Regions from separate parts of the Homo sapiens genome. Here all the other regions are linked to region 3. The links are chromatin contacts, found by Hi-C in ENCODE. All regions are on one chromosome and are shown on one strand. Each heading gives the region's core, a stretch centred on a gene start or an enhancer-like site at or near the end of the contact. The rest is flanking DNA. Distances are from core to core; before and after follow the strand shown. Region 1 overlaps LPIN1 (lipin 1). Region 2 has its middle 16 kb from the start of LINC00570. Region 3 has its middle 28 kb from the start of GREB1.

The links. Hi-C counts contacts between places; a loop is a spot of excess contacts on that map. Pooled maps may share reads with other maps.
Region 1: a map with no recorded cell type shows a loop between it and region 3 (2.0-fold over the local background). The contact joins two enhancer-like sites. A Hi-C loop is called at or near these places in 7 of 37 single-sample maps with no recorded cell type and 4 of 50 pooled maps.
Region 2: a loop to region 3 is called in a pooled map, with 2.1 times the contacts of the local background. The contact joins two enhancer-like sites. A Hi-C loop is called at or near these places in 3 of 37 single-sample maps with no recorded cell type and 3 of 50 pooled maps.

The regions. Positions count from the first base shown.
Region 1 is chr2:11,752,552-11,755,283 of GRCh38, forward strand. All of the region lies in intron 1 of LPIN1 (lipin 1), which reads left to right. Among named protein-coding and RNA genes, the nearest start is that of LPIN1, 7.3 kb to the left of the region's middle. RefSeq lists an enhancer at 1,244-1,453. Within about 2 kb of position 1,385, at least 27 of the 41 ENCODE cell types and tissues checked have a DNase peak (open chromatin) inside an H3K27ac peak, as active enhancers do.
Region 2 is chr2:11,376,904-11,379,655 of GRCh38, forward strand. No RefSeq gene overlaps it. Among named protein-coding and RNA genes, the nearest start is that of LINC00570, 16 kb to the right of the region's middle. RefSeq lists an enhancer at 1,298-1,507. Within about 2 kb of position 1,273, at least 11 of the 41 ENCODE cell types and tissues checked have a DNase peak (open chromatin) inside an H3K27ac peak, as active enhancers do.
Region 3 is chr2:11,504,939-11,507,764 of GRCh38, forward strand. It overlaps a transcript of GREB1 not described here. Among named protein-coding and RNA genes, the nearest start is that of GREB1, 28 kb to the right of the region's middle. Within about 2 kb of position 1,358, at least 5 of the 41 ENCODE cell types and tissues checked have a DNase peak (open chromatin) inside an H3K27ac peak, as active enhancers do.

The DNA of each region.
Region 1 (2,732 bases), core at 135-2,634, 250 kb after region 3:
CTCCCAAGTAGCTGGGACTACAGGCGCCCGCCACTACGCCCGGCTAATTTTTTGTATTTTTAGTAGAGACGGGGTTTCACCGTTTTAGCCGGGATGGTCTCGATCTCCTGACCTCGTGATCCGCCCGCCTCGGCCTCCCAAAGTGCTGGGATTACAGGCGTGAGCCACCGCGCCCGGCCTCCAAGGCCATTTTAAACTGACCTTAATCTTCTAGAGGTGGCTGGTGTTGGCAAAAATTGTGGGGTTAGGAAAGCTGTGGCAGGGGTTTTGAATTTTGGCAGTTCCAAGAAAGCAGCGTTTCTTGGCAATTTGTGAAGCCTGGAGATGGATTCTGCCAATTTTGGAATAAATGTGGAATTTTCTAATTTAATCGTGAGGCAAGAAACCATGTGACCTCTGTCACCTCATCCTGACAGTGTCCGCAGTGCTGTCCTTTCTGGAACTGTATGAAATTGCGGTCGTGAATGCTTTGGAGCGTCTGCTGTGTGCTGGAGTTCTACAGATGAGCTTAATTATGGGAACGCCCTCCTGTCCCTGGGCAAGGAGGGGGATGAGCAGGGTGGGGGTGTGCTGGAGGAGGAGACGCCTGCCACTTTGCCACCCTGGAAGCTCACTGCAAGAGCTGCAAAATTTCCCACCTGCCTAACACAGGCAGGGCTTTGGTGGCGGGACCCCAGGGCTGGCTGTTTTTGCTCTTTCATCACTTTTGTCAGGAAGTATTGAAAGACCTTTAAAAGGCCTCTGACTTGCAGGGCCTCTGACCTGCAGGCCTTTTAAAGCATCTCCAGCTTTTCTAGTGAGTTTTTGTATTTTGGACGGGAATGTCTCACGAACCCTGGCATGCCAAGAAAGTCCCCAATTTCCCAGCAGGTAGTGATGGATGCAGAGCTGTGCTCTTCTGTTTAAGAAGCTCCTCAAGGCACTCTGGCCAGGACAGTTTAACCACAGGGACGCTGGTGGACTCAGTCAATCCAGACCTGGCAGAGGGCAGCAGCTGCCTATAAGTGTGTGCCAGTTACAGCAGGGCGTGGGCTGCTGCCCAGGTGGCCTGACTTTCTGTCTGTGTTCCTTTCCCTGTATCACCCTGAGTCTGAGCCAGACTTCCTCTTTTGTCACAGGTAATTCATCACCCTTATCAACCGCCGTTAAGTATCAGTCCACAATGCTCTGAAAAGACTTCCTCTTTGCCGTAAGTGTAAATTACAGGAGGAAGCTAACACTATTTATAAATCAATTTCATTTTCATGCAAGTCTTATTAGTCATGATACCATTTTGGGCACTTCCTAGAAGCTTTTTGTGTTTTTAAATGCTTTGGATGAAAATCCTCATTTGTCTTGTAAACCTCCAAGGTGGATGTGATCTCGGCGAACACCAGTAACAGCGTGATGTTTGTGACTTTATCCAGTGCTGGGCGGACCACAGATAGAGTCCCCAGGTGCTGAGACACTGACTGTAGTGTGCTCAGAGGAGGGCGGCTAGGGCAGTGAGCAGGAAGCCCCAAAATCGTCCCTGTCAAGCCCAGCTGGGGAGCCGACAGTGCCTTCCCTAGAGGAAGGGTGCCAGGGGTGGTCATTTAGTTGTCCTGACATGATCCGTTGGCCCCACGAGCAGCAGCCAGGTCTGTATCTGAGAGCTGTAATTTCCTGCTGATAACAGGAACACAGATAAGGGGCACCCCATCCCAGAGTGATATTAGGTTGGCTTTTGAATCACCAGGCTCCTTGGATGTGCCTTAAGCCCACAGGTGCCCTTTAAGCACCTGCCGTGAGGGCAGATGTGACAGATCGTGTTTGCTCTCTGGGCAGTGAGTGGGTTTTGGGTAGCTTCTCTCCAGGAAATGATGAATCACTCGGAGCTGAGCAAGTGCCAGAGAAGTCTTCAATCACAGACTGAACCCAGGAGGGTGTTTCGGCCTTTCTAAGTCCTTAAGGGTTGTAGGGAAGGTTTTGAACAATGGCTTTTGACTTTACCTTCTGAGAGGCTCTGTCAGGGAGTGGTGATGCTGCGGGTGAGAGCAGTTTTGAAGGTGTCACATCCAGGGCCAACCCTGAGCCTTGCTTCTGTAGCCACCTCCTATGGGAGGTCATGACAATAATAAGATTTTGCATGTGTTGTCCAGGAGCAAAGACCTTTCCAAACTAGTCGTTGTGTTGACCACTGAGGATGACAGCCTGGTGGGCTCAGTCAGAGCCATTGTGTTAATACCCTGCTCCCACACACATAGCTGGTAAATGCCAGAAGTTAACACTCACAGCCAGGCCTTCCGACCCCCAATTTTGTGTCATTTCTGCTTTTCAGTCTTACCCTTAGGTGTCACAGCTGTTTATTTAAACTGTTTGCAGTGAATTTTGTTTGGGAGCATTGTCTTGTGAAATTTATGCTCTGGCAGAGAACAATTCCTGCTGTCTTCTTCATTTCTTCTAATTTTTTTTTTTTTTTTTGAGACGGAGTCACCCAGGCTGGAGTGCAGTGGCACGATCTCGGCTCACTGCAAGCTCTGCCTCCCGGGTTCACGCCATTCTCCTGCCTCAGCCTCCCAAGTAGCTGGGACTACAGGCGCCCGCCACCATGCCCGGCTAATCTTTTTTGTATTTTTAGCAGAGACGGGGTTTCACCATGTTAGCCAGGATGGTCTCGATCTCCTGACCTCGTGATCCGCCCGCCTCAGCCTCCCAAAGTGCTGGGATTACAGGCATGAGCCACCGCGCCCGGCCATTTCTTCTCATTTTTA
Region 2 (2,752 bases), core at 23-2,522, 130 kb before region 3:
AAGCCTTTGCTTTTGTTCTGTATCTCATGGTTTCTCTTCACAAGGCCGTTATGAAGCTCAGATGGCGCAATGGCTCAGAAGAGATTTGCAAAGGAATAAGCGAGAGATCAGAGCAGGGAACGCAGGTCAACAGCAGCCCCTCCTCCCTGTCTGCCTTCCCCTGAACCTCCGTGCAACCAGAGCCTCTGGGGAGAGGCAGGTACATCTTGTGTTTCTTTTCAGTGCAACTGTAGCTGGCCGGATGCCACAGGACATTTACTTTAAAAGAATATTTAAAAAATTTTTTTAGAAAAATGAAGGTCTCGGGACTGGGCACGTGGCTCATGCCTGTAATCCCAGCACTTTGGGAGGCGCAGGCGGGAGGATCACTTGAGGCCAGGACTTCAAGACCAGCCGGGGCAACATAATGATACCCCGTCTCTACAAAAACTTTTAAAAAATAGTCAGGTGCAGTGGTGAGTGCCTGTAGTCCCAGCTACGAGGGAGGCTGAGGCAGGAGAGTGGCTTGAGTCCAGCAGTTTAAGGTTGCAGTGAGCTGTAATCACACCACTGCACTCCCGCCTGGGCGACAGAATGAGAAAGAAAAAATGTTTTTAAAAAATTTGTCTCTAAGAAAAAATGTTTTTAAAAAACATTTTTTTAATGAAGGTCTAGTCATCAAGACCCAAGACCCCACTGTCTGGCAGGTCATCTTGGGGAATTCCTATCCATTTAGCTTCCCCAGGTCCAGGAACTTCCTTGGACCTCCTGGGTTGACTGCCCCCATGTTGCCCCGGCCAATGCTCAGTAACATTTGTTGAATGCCTGATTGTGGCCCACATTTAGAATTATTAGAGAAAGGCCGGGCGCAGTGGCTCATGCCTGTAATTCCAGCACTTTGGGAGGCTGAGGTGGGCAGATCACTTGAGGTCAGGAGTTCGAGAACAGCCTGGCCAACATGGTGAAACCCTGTCTCTACTAAACATACAAAAATTAGCTAGGCATGGTGGCACACACCTGTAATCCCAGCTACTCGGGGGGCCAAGACAGGAGACTGTCTCAAAACAAACAAACAACAAAACAGAATTATTAGAGAAAGAACATTTAAGGAAGTGAGAAAATGTGGTAAGGTATGAAACCTTGGCCTGTTGAAAGCCAAAATCACCTTCTGATTAGGAGGGGCCTGGCCTCCAACCTCCCTGGAGAACGGTTTGTTCCCCTCCTTTGCAGCCAGGTTGCAAACATTTATGACCCATTTAATCATGCTCAGTGTTTGGAGCCACACAGAGAGGGCTTCTGCAGGCTCGGACGTCATCTCGGGGCGAAGGGTGGTGTTTGATGTGTCACGCGATGAAATGCTCCCCACTCCACTCATGGTTATTATTTTTTTGCCTTTAAGCAGACAGAGTCCATCAGAGATTAGAACTCTGCCAGAGTTTCTGGGTTGAGTGATGAAGCACAAATGTTTCCCTTTCCAACGCTCTCGGAACTGTCAGCCTTATTTCTATGGCTGTCATTCTCTTATTCACAAAAACGAAACCGGGCTAAGCTGCCCTTCCTCCCTGGGCTTTTTCCAGCCTGAAGTCTCTGAAATAGCCATGTTTGTTGTAGCAGCAAGTGGGAATGTTGTCTGCTGTGATAAATGGCCCGTCCCTTCCCCTAAAATAGCCACTGGACTTCCTGGGAACTTTCCTCTCAGTCCTCTGATGAGGGAGGGTCTCGGTGGGCCTGTGGGGACTCAGCAGGGGCTACCTGGTTCAGGCTGGCTCCTTCTCCTTAAAAGCAGAACGAGGGCCCATTCGAGTCAGAATGAGCCCCTGCAGAGCTTCTTAACCGTATACAACCCCGGGCAAGCTATTTTGCCTCTCTGAGCCTCGTTTTCTCACCACATTTGGGCCAAGGAGAAGACTAAATGAGATACTATATGAAAGGTGCTGGGCCCAGATCAGACCCTTAATAAACAAGAATTCAGGCAGGCAGCGGTGAGGTTCTTGCCTGCTCCCTTTCACCCATAGATGCCTCCTGTCACTGCCTAGTGGCTGAGCTCTGGGAAGGGAGGCAGGGGACCCACCTCACTCCCTGCCCTGTGCGTACAGCCTAAGCCAGGCTCACTGAGTCCCTCACCACCTCCTTTGTTCAGTAAACATTGACTGGGCATCTGCTGTGCCCCAGAGCCTGCAGGAGGCCATGGGGACAAGGACAAGTCAGACATGGCTCTGGCCCTCAGTACAGAGATCTCTACAGGATGCAAGGGACCCTAATTGATCTGTTGTACAGTGGGAGTTCGAAATGCCATGGGCAGGAGAGAGAGAAGCCTGGCATTGACTGGAAGCTTCCAGAAAGGTTGCTTCTCTTACTGAGGCTGGGCCACACCCTGGGCTGTTGGGAGCCCCCCACCATGCCTTGTTTTGTTCAGCTCTGGCATACGGTAACCATGTATTACCAGCAGGAATTAAAGGAGCTTTAGGAAATCAGTGATCATTGAGACAGGGTCTTGCTCTGTCACCCACGCTGGAGTGCAGTGGCGTCATCATGGCTACACGTCATCATGGCTACATCATGGCATCACTGCAGCCTAGACCTTCTGGGTTCAAGCAATTCTCCCACCTCAGCCTCCCGAGACGCTGGAACTACAGTCATGCATCACCACACTTGGCTAATTTTTTATTTTTTGTAGAGACAGAATCTCACTATGTTGCCCAGACTGGTCTCGAACTCCTGGGGAGCCCAGCAGTTCTAAAAGCTGATTACCATAAAGGCATCTTGAGTTTGG
Region 3 (2,826 bases), core at 108-2,607:
ATTTTATTTTTTGAGATAGAGTCTTGCTCTGTTGCCAGGCTGGAGTGCAGTGACGCCATCTCAGCTCACTGCATCCTCCATCTCCCAGGTTCAAGTGATTCTCTTGCCTCAGCCTCCTAAGTAGTTGGGACTACAGGAGCATGCAACCATGCCCAGCTAATTTTTGCATTTTTAGTAGAGACGGGGTTTCACCATGTTGGCCAGGCTGGTCTTGAACTCCTAACCTCAAGTGATCCACCTGCCTCGGCCTCCCAAAGTGCTGGGATTAAGGCATGAGCCACCGTGCCTGGCAGGTGTCATCACATTCTACCGAGATGGGGACTGCGGCGAGGGGAGTGTAAGTCAGTTTCCCAGCCTGCACTTGATCATGCTTCTCCTTTGCTTAAAATGTCTCCTAATGGCTCTGCATGCTCTTGGGGTGGAGAGCACATTCTGTCATGGTGCCTGCCAGCTCCTTCCTGTCTCTCCAGCCACTGGTCCTCTGGACAGAGCTAGAGTCTTTCACACAAGCAGTTCTCTCCAGCTCTTCTATACTTCCCTGAGAGTTTGTCCCACATCCTCAGGGATGTGAGGAATTCAATAATAATAAATCATTAAATTATAAAAACAATGAAAGTGTTCAGGCTGGGTACAGTGGCTAACGCCTGTAACCCCATGCTTTGGGAGGCCAAGGCAGGAGGATCACCTGAGGTCAGGAGTTTGAGACCAGCCTGGCCAACATAGGGATACCTGGTCTTTACAAAAAATAAAAACAAAAAATTAGCCGGGCGTGGTGATGGGTACTTGTAGTACCAACTACTGGGGAGGCTGAGATGGGAGGATTGCTTGAGCCCAGGAGAACGAGGGTGCAGTGAGCTGTGATCACACCACTGCACTCCAGCCTGGGAAACAGAGCAAGACCCTGTTTTGGGAAAAAAAAAAGTGTTCAAACTAACTTGTAAACGGACTTTGGAAGTAAAGCAGTAGTAAGGCATGCTGTAAATAAATATTAAATCAGGAAAAAGGATAATGTTTAACATCGGCGAACTCTCAGTTGTGATGCAGGGTGCAGAGAGGCAGAGCAATTTACTAATGGTTCTACAGTGAAGGAGCGACAGGGCTGGGTATCAAAGCCTGTTGCGTTTGTTTATTGCTACAACAAATATTTATTGAGCACCTGCAGTATGTCAGGCACCAAGAACAGACCTGTGAGCCCAGTGCACATGGTCCCCGTGCTCACGGGCCTAACATTCTCTGTGGTCTGGGAGTAATGTTTCTAGTCACAGCAAATCATCTCATGTGTTCTTGGTTGAGTATAGATGCTGGAATTTCCTGTCCTTGAGAAGCGTGGTTTGGTAATGTGCCAACAGGTAGTTACCATGCAGCTGAGCCAGGGTCAAATGGTTTATCTGGGGACTGGGCTTGTGGCCATAGCCTGAGGGGAACCAGTGACACCTTTTCTTCAGGGAGGCCAATGGTAAGAGCACCTGAGGCCCAGGAATCAGAGCTTCTCTCCCCATGATCTCCTTGGCAGGCCTTAGCATACCCAGACCAGTGGGCATTTTGTTCATTAGGTGATGAGAAACCTAGGTGGCCAGGGGAAAAGAGTGGAGATTTAGTTGGTGTATTTATTATTTTCTATTAGACCATCTGCCTTTGGAGTTGGTTAGGAATTAGAGGTGGATTTCCCCAAATTAGTTAGAAATGATCATACAGTCCCGTCTTCCCTTCCTTCATGTCTTGAAAGTTCATTATGCTAAAATGTGATGTGTGCTAGGGATGAGATCATGGAAGCTTGGGGAGGCTTGGGAACTGGCAGAATGACCAGAGTTGGAGCAGCAGAGCAGCGTGGAACCCTGAGCTCTGGACTCTCCATCCTGGGGAGGAGCCAACTTCCAGTCCCTGATACTGCACACACACTGCAGTGTGCAGTGGCAGACTGCACTGTACTGTGGATATCACACTTTGTTTTTCAGAACTTTCAGGATCAAGGTTCCACCCACGTTAAATACAACATGTGTTACATCCCTTTATATTTTGTGTGAAGCAATCAAAGAATATTGCTGATTTTGATATAGAATTACAAGATAATCAATAACTTATTATACAAAGAAATTAAAACAGAAATAATCCTTCTCTATATACCAGTTTTCTTGGTAGATGATATCACAAGCATTGGTATTTTTTCATGATTAATTATAGTAATAACAACAGTAACAGGTGGCTCACGCCTGTAATCCCAGCACTCTGGGAGGCCAAGGCAGGCGGATCACCTGAGGTCAGGAGTTTCAGACCAGCCTGGCCAACGTGGCGAAACCCCATCTCTACTAAAAATACAAAACTGAGCCAGGCGTGGTGGCAGGTGCCTATAATCCCAGCTACTCGGGAGGCTGAGGCAGGAGAATTGCTTGAACCCGGGAGGCAGAGGTTATAGTGAGTGGAGATTGCGCCACTGCACTCCAGCCTGGGCAACAGAGCAAGACTCCAAAAAAAAAAAAAAACCATAAACCGAAAAACAATAATGGCAACATAATAATAATAGCATCAAAAGTGGCCCTGTAGTGACTGCCTACTCTGATGCAGGCACTAGATCAGGTAATTTATATTTGGTATCAAGAAACCAAGAGTGAACATGCAAACTGTATTCTGTGTTTTATTAGTTCAGAGACCTTGCCCAGCCCTTGCAGTTCTATCAAATGGGTATTATTTTGACTAACAAGGGAGTCTCCTGGCATGGAGTTGCTGCCTGTCCAGGCGCCAGCCTCCTGCTTCTCAGAGTCCTTCCTGCCCTTGGAGGCTCTGGGTGGAGCTGGTTGCCTGGTGCCCCCAACAGCTGTGTTCATACTG